2 separate regions of the Homo sapiens genome follow, and region 2 is linked to region 1. The links are chromatin contacts, found by Hi-C or POLR2A ChIA-PET in ENCODE. All regions are on one chromosome and are shown on one strand. The core of a region is the stretch at or near the end of the contact, and the rest is flanking DNA. Distances in the headings are between cores, read along the strand shown. Region 1 overlaps CLPTM1 (CLPTM1 regulator of GABA type A receptor forward trafficking). Region 2 holds the start of PPP1R37 (protein phosphatase 1 regulatory subunit 37).

What was found. Hi-C counts contacts between places; a loop is a spot of excess contacts on that map. ChIA-PET counts read pairs that join two places held with the same protein, here RNA polymerase II (POLR2A). Pooled maps may share reads with other maps.
Region 2: a loop to region 1 is called in a pooled map, with 4 times the contacts of the local background. The contact joins the promoter of PPP1R37 here to the enhancer-like site in region 1. A Hi-C loop is called at or near these places in 2 of 50 pooled maps. POLR2A ChIA-PET finds 5 or more read pairs at or near these places in 5 of 52 experiments (H1, K562, WTC11 and 2 more).

The regions. Positions count from the first base shown.
Region 1 is chr19:44,987,950-44,990,703 of GRCh38, forward strand. It overlaps CLPTM1 (CLPTM1 regulator of GABA type A receptor forward trafficking), which reads left to right. Exons shown (of 14, transcript NM_001294.4): 9 at 131-224; 10 at 2,446-2,636. Among named protein-coding and RNA genes, the nearest start is that of RELB, 12 kb to the right of the region's middle. RefSeq lists enhancers at 1,152-1,311, 1,792-1,841. Within about 2 kb of position 1,387, at least 4 of the 41 ENCODE cell types and tissues checked have a DNase peak (open chromatin) inside an H3K27ac peak, as active enhancers do.
Region 2 is chr19:45,091,772-45,094,525 of GRCh38, forward strand. It overlaps PPP1R37 (protein phosphatase 1 regulatory subunit 37), which reads left to right and starts at 1,408. Exons shown (of 13, transcript NM_019121.2): 1 at 1,408-1,756. The coding sequence starts at 1,555. RefSeq lists enhancers at 1-10, 1,011-1,060 and a silencer at 1,481-1,690.

The DNA.
Region 1 (2,754 bases), core at 137-2,636:
CCCAGTCTCCTCCTGGCTGGCCCACCTTCAGCCTCCCTCTACAGGCGGCCCCAGGGGCAGCCCTCGGGACAAAAGCTAGTGAAGGTGCTCCTGGGTGGGGACAGGCTGTGCTCACATGTGTCCCCTGCAGGTGGCCCTGCTGGAGACCAACCCCTACCTGCTGGCGCTCACCATCATCGTGTCTATCGTTCACAGTGTCTTCGAGTTCCTGGCCTTCAAGAATGGTAGGAACAGGACCCCAGGGCTAGTGAGAGGCTGTGCAGGGTGGGGGACAGGACCTGCCCCCTTCCTCCTCCCCTCCCTCCCCACATGTCCTCCCCCTGCCTGGGGTCTCTCAGCCCCACTCTCCAGAGGCCTAGTGAGCTGGGGAGGGGCAGTGGCCCCAAAACTCCCAACCCAGAAATTCCCACCCACCGGGTGTGGAGCTGAGGGAGGGGCTGGCCCGCTGGTGGGGCAGAGGCCAGGCCAATACTGCCAGGAAGCAGGGCTGGGGAACTCCAGAGCCAAGAGCAGGGAAGCCCCGGAGCTGCTCCCGCCACCCTGCCCGGCAGGCTGCCTGCTGCGGGAGGCCGCTTAGGGCTGAGTGGACGGGGCCTGCCCAAGTGGGAAGGAGGAGCACTGTCCCCCAAAGGTCCCTAGGTTCTAAGGCTGACCATACTGATGGCCAGCGTTTGAGGAGAAGCAGCCACATGCCAGGCACTGTCCTGGGTACCCTCCCCAGTAGCTCCTTGAGCCCTGTGGGAGCCAGAGGCTCAGGGATGTCACTTGCCCAGTCACACGGTTCCTAAGGGGCAGATGGTTCCAGCCCCAACTCTCATCTTCTAGGCCCTGCAGGCCACTTCTTCCTTGCCCAGAGCACCCCAGTCTGAAGGAGTGGCCTGCGGCCCTGTAGCTCCCGCAGGCGGCAAGAGGAATGAGTAGTAGTATTCCTGGTATTAAGATGCTATTGCCGGCCTGGTGGTGGCTCTCGCCTGTAATCCCAGCACTTTGGGAGGCCAAGGTGGGAGGATCACCTAAGCCCCGGAGTTTGAGACCAGCCTGGGCAACAAAGCGAGATTCGTTTCTACACAATTTTTTTTAAGAATTAGCTGGGCATGGCAGCGTGTGCCTATGGTCTCAGCTACTCGGGAGGCTTGGGCCTGAAAGGTCAAGGCTGCCGTGAGCCATGATCACACCACTGAACTCCATCCTAGGCAACAGAGTGACACCCTGTTCCAAAAAAAAGGACGCTCTTGCCATTATTGAGAACTACCATCTGGAAGAATGCAGTGTCATACGGGCACAGGAGCTGGTGCCGACCCCAGCCAGCCATCTACCAGCTGTCGCTGGGAGACGGGACCCTTCTGCCTAGGAGCTGGCTTGGCTGGGGTCCAGTGAGAAATGAGGCACAAGAAGGCTGTCCTCCCCAGTGTCATGCAGCAGGGGGCGCAGGCCTCACTTGGCACCAGTGCTGTGTGGCCTCCCTGGTCTAAGGAGAGGCTTGGGCCCAACTGCTCCCACGAGAACCCACCAGAACCCTGTCTCCAGACCCATTCTTCTCAGTTGGGACAGGGGTCATTCTGATGGGCAGGGGTGGGTGGGGTGAGGCTATGGAGTGTGCCAGAGCTCTGGGATGTGGGGGAGCTCTGGGATGTGGGGGAGCTCTGGGATGGGGTAGGGTGCACATGGACCAGAATTCACAGCCCTCACTCCCTGAGTGCAGAGCTGGCCCTGACTCTGCAGGACTGCAGACCTGGCTCCACCACTGTGCTACAGACGTGGTGGCTCAGCCTCCTGTGGCTGCGGTTAGATGCTCAGCCGGGCGGGGTCAAGAGAGGGGTGTCCGTGGTGAGACCAGGGCTCAGAGAGGAGCATGCTGACATGGATCCTTGGCAGCATCTAGGCGGAGCACTGGAAGGAGCTCCAGACTGGAGCCCAGGGCCCTTTTCAGTTTCCTGAGCATGGCTGTGAGCCAGTTCCTTCCCGGTGTCAGGGCAGGGGCCTGGAGGAGGTGGTCTTGAAGTGCATGCCACAGATCTTCCTTCCCAGGGAGGGCGAGCTGGCACCATGGTGTGGCACAGACCCCGCGTCCCTTCAGATTCTGCCATGCCAGGCTGTTTGGCCTCAGGGAAGCAGCTTCCCTGACCAGTCCTTAGCACCTGGCACGTGGTGAGCCCTGTCCATGGCACCAGTCACCGTCACCATCAGTCAAGGGACTGCACCTTGGGGTGCTGGGTGCTGACGTCCTATGGGAGGGCTCCAGGGGTGCCGCCTGTCTGGTGCTCTGGGGGTCACCCAATGAATATGAGAGCCTTCCTGGGAGAGAGGGGTCTCGTTCAGCACCCCTCCTGAGGACCCAGCCCCACCCCAGGGTGTGAGGATGCAGGCCAAGGGGGCCTGAGGGAGCTGCAGTAGGGTCTCAGCACCTCCTCAGCCTCCTGGTTCCCCCCTACCCCCTGCGCACAGATATCCAGTTCTGGAACAGCCGGCAGTCCCTGGAGGGCCTGTCCGTGCGCTCCGTCTTCTTCGGCGTTTTCCAGTCATTCGTGGTCCTCCTCTACATCCTGGACAACGAGACCAACTTCGTGGTCCAGGTCAGCGTCTTCATTGGGGTCCTCATCGACCTCTGGAAGATCACCAAGGTCATGGACGTCCGGGTAAGGCTGGGGCGCCATGCTGTCTCGGGAGCTGCAGGGGTTGGGAGGGGGTAGTGTGGCCCAGCTGGACCCTGGAGCTGGCCCCCGGGGGATTCCCAGCAAGTGCCTCACTCCCAGG
Region 2 (2,754 bases), core at 158-2,657, 100 kb after region 1:
GGCTTGAGCTCACGCTGGTTCTTTCTTGCCTCGGTGATCCACCAGCCTTGTCACCCAGGATTTAGGTTGGCAGATTCGTCTCTCGCCTTTGGAATTTCTACCTTCTCCTAGGTTTTGTTTTTTAAAATCAGGCCTATGATACCGCTCATGGGCTCATATTTATTTTAGCATTGTAATTTAAGTTGTATTTTATGCAACTCTACCCCGATACAGAGAGCTGTTGATGTAACTGCAGCGAGCAAATGGAGGACTAGAGACTAGCGAAGGGGCCGAGACTTCGTCTCCAGAGTATCCCTGTCAGCATCCATCAACTGCACTCATATATTGAATGCAGCTCCTATCCGCCTTTCTTTTCGACTTCTTCATGCCGTTACCACTCTTCATCAGTTAGTCTAGCCTCAATGTTTTCATTTATTTCCTTTGTTTTTTTTGGGGGGGGGGGAACGGAGTCTTGCTCTGTCGCCCAGGCTGGAGTGCAGTGGCACGATCTCGGCTCACTAAAAGCTCCGCCTCCCGGGTTCACACCATTCTCGTGCCTCAGGCTCCCGAGTAGCTGGGACTACAGGCGCCCGCCACCACGCCCGGCTAATTTTTTGTATTTTTAGTAGAGACGGGGTTTCACCGTGTTAGCCAGGATGGTCTCGATCTCCTAACCTCGTGATCCGCCCGTGTCGGCCTTCCAAAGTGCTGGGATTACAGGCGTGAGCCACCGCGCCCGGCCCATTTCTTTCCTTTCGTTGAGACAGGGTCTGGCTCTGTCTACCAGGTCGGAGTGCAGGGGCGCGATCATAGCTCAGTGCAGCCTCAACCTACCGGGCTCAAGCGATCTTCCCACCTCCCAAGTAGCTGGAACTACAGGCTCCTGTAACCAGACCCTGCTAATTTTTAAATTTTTTGTAAAGACGGGGCCTTGCTATGTTGCCCAGGCTGGTCTCGAACTCCTGGACTCAAGCGATCTTCCCGCCTCAGCCTTCCAAAGTGCTGGGATTATAGGCGTGTGCCGCCGCGCCCCGCCAGGTGTTTTCAGTTCTATGCACTCCATTCCCTGGGCTCTTGACGAATGTGCGGGAGCTGAATATTCGTTATTTGGACTCCGGCAGGAAGGCGTGGGCTCAGCTTCGCGCTTGCGCGCTGCTCTTGGAGACGGCGTCTACTTCGCCCCGCCCCTCATAGTCTGCAGTTCCGGCTCTGCAGATTCGCTGCTCACGTTTCTTTTTTCCGTGGCCCTTCCTGCCCTTTGTTTCTCTCTTCATGTCACCCGCGGGACAACTCTACGTGCAAGTCGCTGAAATCGATTTTCTGCTTCTTATAGTAAGCGGCGGGCTCGCCAGCCTCGAGCGAAAGTGTGACTGCGAACGGGCAGGCGCGCGCGGGGCTCGGCGGAGGCGCGCTTGGGCTCCCGGCGGCGACGACTACGACCACTAGGAGAGCGGACGGAGGCGGCGCCTGAAGCGGCGGCGGAGCCCATGCCCCGGGACGGCGGGCGGACCCGGAGAGACAAATCCGGGGCCCGGGGCATGTCCCCGGGGCCCCCGTGAGGAGGCGGCGGCGGCTATGGAGATCGCGCCGCAGGAGGCGCCGCCCGTGCCGGGCGCGGACGGCGACATTGAAGAGGCCCCAGCTGAGGCCGGGTCTCCCAGCCCCGCGTCGCCCCCCGCCGATGGGCGCCTCAAGGCTGCAGCCAAGCGCGTCACATTCCCGTCCGACGAGGATATCGTGTCTGGAGCAGTGGAGCCCAAAGACCCCTGGAGACATGGTAGCTACCGCGGGTGAAGCGGGGGCGGGCTCGAGAGGGACCCGGGAGTCGGGAGGGATCGGTGCAGGGCCCGGCTCGAGGTGGCGTTCAATAGATTGCACCTAATGGTGAATAAGGGGACAGTCGTCAGTTTAGAACCGTAGTCTGTTAGAAAGGGGGTGGCTATGGAGTTGGGAAGGTGAAAAGTATCTGGTTTCTGCCGCACCCCACCCACCCGAGACAAAGATGGTGATCGTTTTAGGGTTTAAAACGATGAGCAATTAAAGAAAGTTTGGTGTTTTGTCAGATGTAGAGTGTGGCAGCCTTTGCGTTCGTAGTTCCACCAGAGAAGGAGAGAAGGAGCAGTTGAGAGGAGGAGCGGGTCAACACTGGGCCTGAAAGGGCAGTTGAAAGAGTTTGATGGGTCTATGGGGGTAAAAAGAGGTTAAGTTGCTGGTCTGCAAGCCTTGGGGCAAGGAGTGGTCGTGTTGGCCACTTTCTTGGCTGGAAAGAGGGAGACTATAAACTTGGACTGTGGCTATAGAGGACTTGGTAAAAAGGAGTCAAGATAAGGTCCCAGAAGAGGAGCAGAGGTGGTGGTCAATTTGTGGTTGGGTGAGGGAGAAAGAGGCAGTGTGGTTTTTATGTTTTCTTTTTTATTGAGACAAGGTCTCACTACATTGCCCAGGCTGGTCTCGGACTTCTGGGTTCAAGCTGTCCTCCCTCCTTGGCCTCCCAGAGTGTTGGGATTACAGGTGTGAGCCACCGCCGCCTGCTGCAATGTGGTATTAAGAAGAAAAGCCAACGCCTACCGCCGCCTCCTCCTCCAAAAAAAAGAGAAGCAGAAGGAAGGCTGTCAGTCATTCAGGAGCAGAGGATGTTTGGGACATGGCTACGGAAGGGTCCTCTTGTTCCTTCCTGAGAAAGAATTGGGGGATGGCCGGGTGCATTGGCTCAGGCGTGTAATCCCAGCACTTTGGGAGGCCAAGGTGGGTGGATCACCTGAGGTCAGGAGTTTA